Linked DNA regions of Homo sapiens: region 1 is linked to region 2. A link is a loop called in an ENCODE intact Hi-C map of the cell type or tissue named here. Cell type or tissue: heart right ventricle. All regions are shown on one strand. Links, peaks and the distances in the headings refer to the core of each region. The heading gives the core; the rest is flanking DNA.

The links. Hi-C counts contacts between places; a loop is a spot of excess contacts. Peaks named below come from ENCODE experiments on the same cell type or tissue, not always from the same donor. Only the 100,000 strongest peaks of a DNase experiment are listed, where the experiment ranks them.
Region 1: a loop joins it to region 2, with 2.5 times the contacts of the local background. A loop is called at or near these places in 8 of 110 quality-filtered maps.

Annotation. Positions count from the first base shown.
Region 1 is chr1:203,832,731-203,838,103 of GRCh38, forward strand. ZBED6 (zinc finger BED-type containing 6) reads left to right here. Exons shown (of 17, transcript NM_001395895.1): 9 at 1,061-1,123; 10 at 5,236-5,334. It overlaps ZC3H11A (zinc finger CCCH-type containing 11A), which reads left to right. Exons shown (of 18, transcript NM_001376342.1): 10 at 1,061-1,123; 11 at 5,236-5,334. It also overlaps the pseudogene RPL35AP5. Among named protein-coding and RNA genes, the nearest start is that of SNRPE, 26 kb to the right of the region's middle. In heart right ventricle, for the core only: no CTCF peak of the experiment used is centred there; no DNase peak of the experiment used is centred there.
Region 2 is chr1:203,725,422-203,730,794 of GRCh38, forward strand. ATP2B4 (ATPase plasma membrane Ca2+ transporting 4) reads left to right here. Exons shown (of 21, transcript NM_001684.5): 20 at 1,974-2,150. It overlaps SNORA77 (small nucleolar RNA, H/ACA box 77), which reads left to right and starts at 4,160; the gene lies at 4,160-4,284. LINC00260 (long intergenic non-protein coding RNA 260) reads left to right here and starts at 5,156. Exons shown (of 1, transcript NR_046213.1): 1 at 5,156-5,373. In heart right ventricle, for the core only: no CTCF peak of the experiment used is centred there; a DNase peak (open chromatin) is centred at 2,099.

The DNA of each region.
Region 1 (5,373 bases), core at 311-5,310, 110 kb after region 2:
TTTGTGCAATTCAAACAACAAAGAATTAGAAGAAAGAGAGCTCACTTCTTCCTGAGGTGATCAGAGATAGTTATATTGGACAGTTAACATCGGAGTAGAGTACAGTTTCATTCAACATATCAAAGTGCATAAGCAAAAGGATAGTTTCAGCTTTATAACCAATTGGTTAAGAATACAATCTGTCTTATACTCGACTGCTATTAATAATTAGTACTATTCTAGGCTGTGCGCAGTGGCTTACATGTATAATCCCAGCACTTTGGGAGGCTGAGGCGGGCGGATCGCTTGAGGCCAGGAGTTCAAGACCAGCCTGGCCAACATGGTGAAACCCTGTCTCTACTAAAAATACAAAAATTAGGCTGGGTGTGGTGGCTCACGCCTGTAATCCCGGCACTTTGGGAGGCCGAGGCGGGCAGATCACAAGGTCAGAAATTCGAGACCAGCCCGACCAACGCGGTGAAACCTTGTCTCTACTAAAAATACAAAATTTAGCTGGGCATGGTGGTGCACGCCTGTAATCCCAGCTACTCAGGCTGAGGCAGGAGAATCGCTTGAACCCGGGAGGTGGAGGTTGCAGTGAGCCGAGATCGGGCCACTGCACTCTAGCCTGGGCGACAGAGTGAGACTCTGTCTCAAAAAAAAAAAAAAAAAAAACACCAGGTGTGGTAGTGTGCGCAGTAGTCCCAGCTACTTGGGAGGCTGAGACAGGAGAATTGCTTGAACCCAGGAGGTGGAAGTTGCAATGAGCCAAGATGGCACCACTGCACTCCAGCCTGAGTGACAGAGCAAGAGTCTATTATTATTATCAAAATAATAATAATAATTAGTACTATGCTATTGCTTCTGTTTAGGCTGTATGTTTGGCTGTTTATTATTAATAGGTTTGGGTTTTTTTTTTTTTTTTTTGATATAATGGCCTTCCTTAAGACTGAGACCTGATTTTCAAGAGACTTTCTGGGTGGATTTACACTAATATCAGAACATACTTTGTACCCATTAGTAGTTACTGAATACAGAAAAATTGACTAAGGATAGAGAAATTCTGCTTTTGCCATTTCAGGAGAAGAACCCTTGGTTAGATTGAGTCTTACTGAGAGACTGGGGAAACGAAAATTTTCAGCAGGTAAGATAAGTTTTGTGTATATCTTTTCTTTTCTACTTGTTTGTGCATTAACATGATAGCTTCTCCAAACTCTTTTTATACAGATCTTTGTTATTGGTGCCCCTGTATTGGCTGAAAGCACTTATAAATTCCTCATGTTTTCATGAGTGCATTATACCTTTTATTGAAGATACAGAGATTTAAAGTGTTACAATTGAACTAGATTATGACCATGACCAGCGTTTTGGAAGGAACTAGATTTTAAAAATGGTAAAGAACACCTCTATTTCTCTGAACAAATTTAAATGTGAGTTTTTAGAGGCGAGAAAAATGATTGGTTAATATAATGTGTGTCTCTTAGAATACAGGAATCCCTAAGAAGAAAGAAGAAAGTATGTATATATAAAATTTGAGTCCTTGAGTCTATTGGTGCTTGCTTATTTATTTATTTATTTAGAGACAAGAGTCTTGTTTTGTTACCCAGGCTGGAGTGCAGTGGTGCAATCTCAGCTCACTGCAACCTCCACCTCCTGGACTCAAGTGATCCTCCTGCCCCAGCCTCTCAAGTAACTGGGACCATAGGCCTACACCACCATACCTGGCTAATTTTTGTATTTTTTATAGTGATAGGGTTTCACCATGTTGCCCAGGCTGGTCTCCAACTCCTGGGCTCAAGTGATCTGTCGGCCTTGGCCTCCCAAAGTACTGCAATTACAGGCATGAGATACCATGCTTGGCTGCTATTTTATTTTTGGGGGAGTACTTTACCATATTAGTAAATTGTTGTATAACTACCCTAACGTGTCTGACTCCAAAAAATTATTATTATCATTTGAAACGAGAGTCTTGCTCTGTCGCCCACGCTGGCGTGCACTGGCACAATCTCAGCTCACTGCAACCTCCACCTCCTGGGTTCAAGTGATTCTCCTGCCTCAGCCTCTCAAGTAGCTGGGATTACAGGCACTACCCCTGGCTAATTTTTGTATTTTTAGTAGAGATGGGGTTTCCACCATGTTGGCCAGGCTGGTCTCGAACTCCTGCCCTCAGGTGATCCACCCGCCTCTGCCTCCCAAAGTGCTGGGATTATAGGCATGAGCCACTGCTCTGGCCTTCAAAAAATTATTTTGAAAATTTTTTCTGACTTCAGAATTTTCTTCATACTGTTTTAAATGTCCTAAAAAGGAAACCTTATCTATCTCTATTTTGTGTTGTCTTTGATGCAGTTCTCACTACCCTATCTTCAGAACCGTTCTGAACTTAGTCACATTTCAAAGTTTCAGACAGTGAGAGATGGGAATGTATTGTTGAATCAGTTATGCACTTTACGCTCTAAGTAATAAAAAACTTTCAGCGATGAGATAATGCCCATGAATGAAATTAATATTTGCTGTGGCTTTGCTGTATATCAAAGAACATTATGTAAATTCTCATCGAATCCTTGGCAACCATGAGTAAACCATGCACAATGCTTGGCACTTGATATCAGTAAATATTTTCTGCACTGAGCTCAAACTCAGGAAGGGTTAAATAACTTGCCTAAGGTTATAGTCAGATGAATACATTACACGTTATACAGTCATTTACGAAAAAAGCTTAGAAGAGACAGAAATGAGGCAGTCTTTAGAAATCTCTTCTAGCTGTAAATCAAGAAACAATAACAGTTCTAGATTTTAAGAGCAGTATTTTATTTTTGTTTATTTATTTATTTACAATAGCGCAAATCCACTTTTACTGACTTTTCATTAGCTTAAACCCTTGTGGTGTACAGCGTCACTCAGATTCTGTGTCCAATAGCATTAGCAGGAAGATTGCTTTGGAATTTGGCATGAACCACACCACTGTTTCCATGGGCTTGAGTTACCTTTCCCCAGATGACTCTGGTTTTGTTTGGTTTGCCACCAGGAGTCACTGTGTTGTCCTTTGCTTTGTATACATAAGCACATCTCTTGCCCAAATAGAATTTTGTTTCATCTGGGGCATAAACACCTTCAATTTTAAGAAAAGCTATGTGCTCCCTTTTTTTCCGGAGACCCCACTTATAGCCAGCAAAAATGCCCTTGGACCACAGCCTTCCAGACATACTTCCTTTAAGAAGTCCTGTTCCCAGGAGGCCTCCACAGGATCCAAGATGGTGGGGAGAGCTAAGAGCAGTATTTTAATATCTCAGCATGTATTTAGAGTACAAACCAAACCAGGGTTCCAAATTAATAGGACTTTCAGCTTGGATAAAGCTGATCTAGAAATTTTAGGTAGAAAAAAATAATACTAAGCCAGGTATGGTGGTGCATGCCTGTCATCCCAGCTGCGTGGGCAGCTGAGGTTAGAGGATCCCTTGAGTCCAGGAGTTTGAGTCCAGTCTGGGCAACATAGCAAGACCCTGTCTCTAAAAATAATAATTAAAAGTTCTTAAAATATAGAAATGAGCTGTTTTAACATCAGCATACCTGTAAACTTTGTGATGGTTTTATATTTAAATTATAAATGAGGGGAGAGAAACAATCATACTCTGTGTAGGGTCTTTTGAAGCTTTGATACCTTGCAAACAATGTAACTTCAGTCAAGTAATCTAAAAAACCGTTTTTAAAAACTGGTGACTTTTAAACAACTTGTATTGAACAGTGTAATAAAACTAGAAGGCTGGGCGCGGTAGCTTACGCCTGTAATCCCAGCACTTTGAGAGGCTGAGGCAGGTGGATCACAAGGTCAGGAGTTCGAGACCGGCCTGATCAACATGGTGAAACTACTAAAAATACAAACATCTCTACTACAAAAAAGTCTACTAAAAATACAAAAATCAGCCAGGCATGGTGGCATGCGCCTGTAATTCCAGCTACTCGGGAGGCTGAGGTAGGAGAATCGCTTGAACCCGGGAGGTGGAGGTGGCAGTGAGCTGAGATCTTCCCACTGCACTCCAGCCTGGGCGAAAGAATGAGACTCCGTCTCAGAAAGCAGCTAGAATTAGGAAACTTGATTTAGGTCTTGGCTGTATCACTAACTAGTTGATGACTTGGGTAAGATACAGAATATTTCAGAACCTTAGATTTCTTTTCTAGAATTGGAGAGAGAGGGGTTATGTGGCTCTTAAAGTCTTCATACTAAAAAACTTAAAATTTAATAATTCTTAACCTGTCTTCCTCATCCTGTATGCATTTACTTAATTCAGCAGCTGACCAGTTAAGATTTTTGGGGGGGCCTGGCATAGTGCTGTAATCCTAGCATTTGGAGGCTGAAGTGGGCAGATCACCTGAGCTCAGGAGTTCAAGACCAGCCTGGGCAACATGGCAAACCCTTGTCTCTACTAAAAATACAAAAATTAACCAGGCATGGCATGTGCCTATAGTCCAGCTACTTGGGAGGCTGAGGTGGGAGGATCGCTTGAGCCTAGGAGGTGGAGGTTGCAGTGAGCTGAGATTGCACCACTGCACTCCAGCCTGGGTGACAGAGTGAGATCCTGTCTCAAAAAAAAAAAAAAGGGTTCTTTTGTACATGAAGATTTTTCACATTTCTAATTCTGAACTTTAATCTCAACCAGGGTTTATGACCTTTCATTTGTAGGTTTGTCAGTTAATTTATTTGGTAAATGTTTGTGTATTCTAATTTTTTGTTCTTTCCCTTGTCTCTCTTTTTTTTTTTTTCTTGAGAATGGGGCCTTGCTGTATCGCCCAGGCAGGAGTGTAGTATTATGATCATAGCTCAGTATTATGATCATAGCTCACTGTAGCCTTTCTACCTCCTGGGCTCAAGTGATCCTTCTGCTTCAGCCTCCTAAGTAGCTGGGACCACAGGTGTGTGCCACCATGCCTGACTATTTTTTATTTTAATTGTTTTAGAGACAAGGTCTTGCTGTGTTGCCCAGGCTGGTCTCGAACTCCTGGCCTTAAGTGATCCTCCTGCCTTGACCTCCCAAAGTGCTGAGATTACAGGCCTGAGCCACTGCACCTTGCCTTCCTTACCTCTTTTCTCCGACATTTTTATGTTTCTAACATTGAACTCTAAGGAAGCTGGTGAACAAACACGCCATATGTATGCAGAACACTTAACAGAATTATGCTATGTTGTCTGTTTTTGTTTGTATTTCTTGTCCTTGCTGAAGATTGACTTGAAATCTTAAACTAAGTTCTCCCTCTTTATAGGCGGTGACAGTGATCCTCCATTAAAGCGTAGCCTGGCACAGAGGCTAGGGAAGAAAGTTGAAGCTCCAGAAACTAACATTGACAAAACACCAAAGAAAGGTACCTGTGTTCTTACATACTTTGTGTGTGTATGTAATT
Region 2 (5,373 bases), core at 221-5,220:
TACAGGCCTGAGCCACCGTGCCCAGCCTCAGCTCTCCTTTTTATAAGCTGAATCATCTTGGGCAAGTTACATAACCAATCTGTGTCTCAGTGTCTTCAGCTTAGGAAAACAAGGTCATTGTTAATTAGTGAATCAGTTACTATACAGTAATGAATAATGTCTTATTCCTTATAAATAATCAAATTTTAAACTATTACGATTATAATAGTATCATTAAGTCTAATAGTTTCACTTCTTCCTTAATACCACTTTACAAACCTCCCTCATCCTCAGCTCTGGCCTGGGCTATACCTCTCTTTACAGACCCCAGGTCTCTGCAGATAATCCCTTAGTGTCCAGCCACCCAGGTAATGGACACTTTGCCCTAACTGGCCTCAAAGAGCCATTTCTGGAGCTGCAGGCCTTCTCCCCTAAACCTGCTAGTTATTTATTTCATACCTAGATGCCTCCCTGAATAATTTCTTTTTCTTTTCTTTTCTTTTCTTTTTTTTTTTTTTTTTTTTTTAAGAGATGGGGGTCTCAGGCCAGGCGCAGTGGCTCACACCTATAATCCCAACACTTTGGGAGGCTGAGTCGAGCAGATCACCTGAGGTCAGGAGTTCGAGACCAGCCTGGCCAACATGGTGAAACCCTGTCTCTACTAAAAATACAAAAAAAAAAAAAAAAAATTGGCCGGGCATGGTGACACATGCCTGTAATCCCAGCTACTTGGGAGGCTGAAGCAGAATTGCTTGAACCCGGGAGGCGGAGTGCAATGAGCTGAGATCACGGCACTGCACTCCAGCCTGGATGACAAGAGTGAGACTCTATGTCGAAAAACAAAAAATAAAGAGATTGGGGTCTCACTATGTTGCCAGGCTGATCTCAAAGTCCTGGGCTCAAGCAATCCTCCTGCCTCGGCCTCCCGAAGTGCTGGGATTACAGGCATGAACCGCTGCACCCAGCCCTCCCTAATTAATGTCTGACCCAATTCCCTCCACCCTGTTCTGTTTGGTGAAGATTTCTTTTTTTTTTTTTTTACCAATGGGTTCCTAAAGCAGTTTTATGCTTTGGTAAAGCTTGGTTGTTAAACCTGTTGTTTGAAACTCTGTTCTGGCTCTTGCCTCACATGTGGCCATGTGGCCTTGCTGCCAGACAGCAGCCTTCCTTCTGTATCACAACAGCTTTTTCCACATTCAGAGGCAGAGCTCTGGCATTCTTCCCATTTCAAAACCCTTGACTCCATATCAGATTGCCCATACAGTCCCTCTTCCCCACATGAGCCCTGGCTACTCCTTATCTTGTCCGGAAAGAACTGACTGACAGGTGCTGAGCTCACCGGGAAATTTATTTCAAATTTCAAACCCTATGTACTGCTCCTTGTCTTCTGATAATACTCATGTGACCCCTCTTCTATGGACTGTCCCATCCACTTCCTCACCTCAAGCCCAAGAAAACTTTTGGTATCCTTTCACAAGAGTTTGTAACACAGAAACTACTTTGCATGTGGCAACTAAGAAAGGGGTCATTCATTTCCAATACCCTTCTCAACCCCTTGCCTATACATAGGCAATATCACCATCTTCTCCCCAAACTCTTTTCCCCCAGGTCCTGGTCTCTGTTTCTTCCTACTGCGTACCATGCTGTATAGTTCTGTTAACCTTAAAAGACAGATTGCAAAATGGAACAGAAGAAATGAGACAGAAAGAGGAAAATGAAGTATATGACCAGGCAGATGGCTGGTCAATTACTAGAATAGAAGCTCTCTTTTGTGTGTGTCCATAAATACAGAAAACCTTCCTAAAAGCCTGACCGCTGGTGGGCACTTGGAGAATGCTTGCCTGGATGGATTGGTGCTTCTGCCCACTGCTCTTCCAGTGGGAAGGGTGGTAGGGCAAAGAGTAACCTGCCCAAGGGCCTGGCTCATGTAAGTTGACTGACAGCTCTTCTCACGCTGATTCTGACGTCTTCCTCTTCGCTGCGCTTGTTTTCAGTTCATCTCCGCAATACCTACCCGATCCCTGAAGTTCCTGAAGGAGGCTGGGCATGGCACCACCAAAGAGGAGATCACCAAGGATGCCGAGGGACTGGATGAGATTGACCATGCTGAGATGGAGCTGCGCCGAGGCCAGATCCTCTGGTTCCGGGGCCTGAACCGTATCCAGACTCAGGTACTCTGATAGTGGTCTGTCCTTCCCTTGGGAGAAGCAGCTTCCCATCTTGGAAGGTGTTGGGAGGGTAGCAGTTCTTGTCGGCCAGCATCTCTTCCCTTCCAAAGGCTCACTACTGATGGGCAGCCCTAGATCCTCAGCTTCAGGACAGACACGCAAAAGGATCTGTGTGGGGTCCTCTGAGAGGAGAGGAGTCAAATGACCTAGACCATGGGACACTATTAGCATAGTCCTTTAGCTCTGGGTTGACCCTAAAGCCCAGCCTGCCACCCTCTATCAAATGGGCAAGCTTCAGCATAAGGTCTCTTGCAAGCACTAGACCTGACCCCAGGGTGGGAAATGCTCAGTTTTTCCCTACCCTTCAGAAGGAAGGAGTTAGACAATATCAATATGCCAACATACCCAGCATTCACTTAATATAGCTTCCTCACACTGCCATTATAGGAATAGATGCTATCTGGAAGGGTCTTTGTAAAAGAAACTCACCTTGTTATATCTCCCCCATTCAAAGTGTAAGGCCATGGTGGGGAATCTGATGGTTTCATGTGTAAAAATGACAATAGTCTCTTGATGTCTGAGCATCTTTTGCAGGATTCAGACTTGCTTCCTGACAAGGAGGAAGCAATAATTTCTTCAAGCCTCTTCCCTTCTTGCAATTTCTGAAATGGGATAGAAGCCACCCCTGCTGCTCTTATGTCCCCTGTCTATAGCCCCACAATAACTTTTATTTTTTCCACTTTCCATGCATCAATTGTAACTACTTTCTCCTGGGTGAATGCGCTGATCTAAGCATTGATAATTCTGTCTTCCCCTGCTCTCACCCCCCATAGCTTTATTGTTTTAATCCTGAGATTTTCCATTTCAAAAACACTGTAAATTCCAAGATCTCAAGGGTGGTCTCCAGAAAACAGGCGTATTTCTCTCTGCTGATTGGCTAGAGATCTTCAAAATAAGTTTCACTGTCTAAAACTGGCCTTGCAAATGTTTTAGAAAGTTCCCCAGTCGGCCAGGCATGGTGGCTCACGCCTGTAATCCCAGCACTTTGGGAGGCCAAGGTGGGTGGATCACCTGAGGTCGGGAGTTCAAGACCAGCCTGACCAACATGGAGAAACCGCGTCTCTACTAAAAATCCAAAATTAGCCGGGCGTAGTGGCACATGCCTGTAATCCCAGCTACTCGGGAGGCTGAGGCAGAAGAATTACTTGAACCCGGGAGGCAGAGGTTGTAGTGAGCTGAGATTGCGCCATTGCACTCCAGCCTGGCCAACGAGAGCTAAACTCTGTCTCACAAAAAAAAAAAGACTGGGCGCGGTGGTTCTCACCTGTAATCCAGCACTTTGGGAGGCCAAGGCAGGTGGATCCCCTGCCTTAGGTGAAACCCCGTCTCTACTAAAAATACAAGCCAGGCATGGTGGCACATGCCTGTAGTCCCAGCTACTTGGGAGGCTGAGGCAGGAAAATCGCTTGAACCCAGGAGGCGGAGGTTGCAGTGAGCTGAGACCACACCATTGCACTCCAGCCTGGGTGACAGATTGAGAGTTGTCTCAAAAAAAAAAGAGAAAGAAAAGAAGTTCCCCAGTCAATCCCACCTCGTTAGTGTATAGGAGAGATAGATGGAGTGAATATTCTAAACTATATACCTGGTAGGAACTTATCCCCTATAGGCAAGACAACAAATAGAAAAGTGGAAAAGAGGCCGGGTGCGGTGGCTCACGCCTGTAATCCCAGCACTTTGGGAGGCCGAGGCTGGCAGATCATAAAGTCAGGAGTTCGAGACCAGCCTGGCCAACATAGTGAAACCTTGGCTCTGCCAAAAATACAAAAATTAGCTGGACGTGGTGGTGGGCGCCTGTAATCCCAGCTACTCTGGAGGCTGAGGCAGGAGAATCGCTTGAACCCGGAAGGCTGAGGTTGCAGTGAGCTGAGATCGCGCCATTACACACCAGCCTGGGCAACAAGGCAAGACTCTGTCTCAAAAAAAAAAAAAAAAAAGAAGAAGAAAAGTGGATTGCAGACTCACTATGCACCTGACTGTACTTCCAGGCAGGTGCTTTTTCTGTCTGCCAGAGAAACATTCCAGGGTGCTGTGGCTGCCTCACCTATCCAGGGCGATGCAGCTCCCTGGGGACACAGGTGCTTCCTGGGGAGCCCTGAGCACTTCTCCGTGTTGCTGGCCTCACATCCAATTGGGCAGGCATTGGAGTCCGGGCACTGCCTGGAGCTCACCAGAAGGTGCTTTACAGTGGTCCTTGGTTTGTCTCTCAGAGGGCTTGGTCCCCTCTGCTGTGAGGCTGGACTGCAGCTGTGGTGGCAAGTGACCAGATGTCACTGAGCAGCCTGACCATGGTCTAGGTGGTGCTTGGATGCATCCACTTGGCTTCCTTTGGTCATTGAGTTTCAAGAAGAGAAACTCCAGGAGACGGCTTGGCCAGGATCAGGCAAAAACAATCATGCCGAAAAAGTGGCAGAAAAGCTTGAAGGTCTCTCAGTGAAGGAGGAGACCAAGGAGGATGCTGAGGAGAAACAATAAATCGTCTTATTTTATTTCCTTTTCCTCTCTTTCCTTTCCTTTTTTTAAAAAAAAATTTACCCTGCCCCTCTTTTTTGGTTTGTTTTTATTCTTTTGTTTTTACAAGGGATGTTATATGAAGAGCTGAATTAAAAAAAAAAAAAAGAAGAAAAAGAAAAGTGGAAAAGGGCTAGGTAGGGAAACGCTAGGGTTCCTTTTCCCTCTCTCAAGTTCCTCCTCTCAGAAAGAAAATTTCCAGCGGGACCTACACAAAGTGCCTCGTGGCATCCAGGCATCCAGAATCCCCACGCTCACTCCCTACCCCACCCCACACTCCAGGCTGCTGACTCCAAGTACCCATAGAACCTGGCGCCTTTGGCTCCCATCTCTAAAGCCCCCAGTGCTTTCCTTTGGGTCTGCTCTTTCCAAAATAACCTGTCTTTGCTTTGTTTTTCTTCAGGATCAACCACTTCTACTATGTGATTTCTTTTCTCCTAGCCAAGATTCCCTCAGTCCAGTACCTCCTTGCTCCTTTCCAGTCTTCTGTCCTGGGAGGCTGAGATTTATGGGTCTTCCTTGCCCTCCACTACCAATTTCTATTTCCTTGACTATGCCCCTCTCTACAAGGTCTTTTTGGTTTCACTGCCTACATAGCTTTAGGTATACTACCTTTCCGCATTGTTGGAGCATGAGGCAGTTGGGCCAAAATGGCATT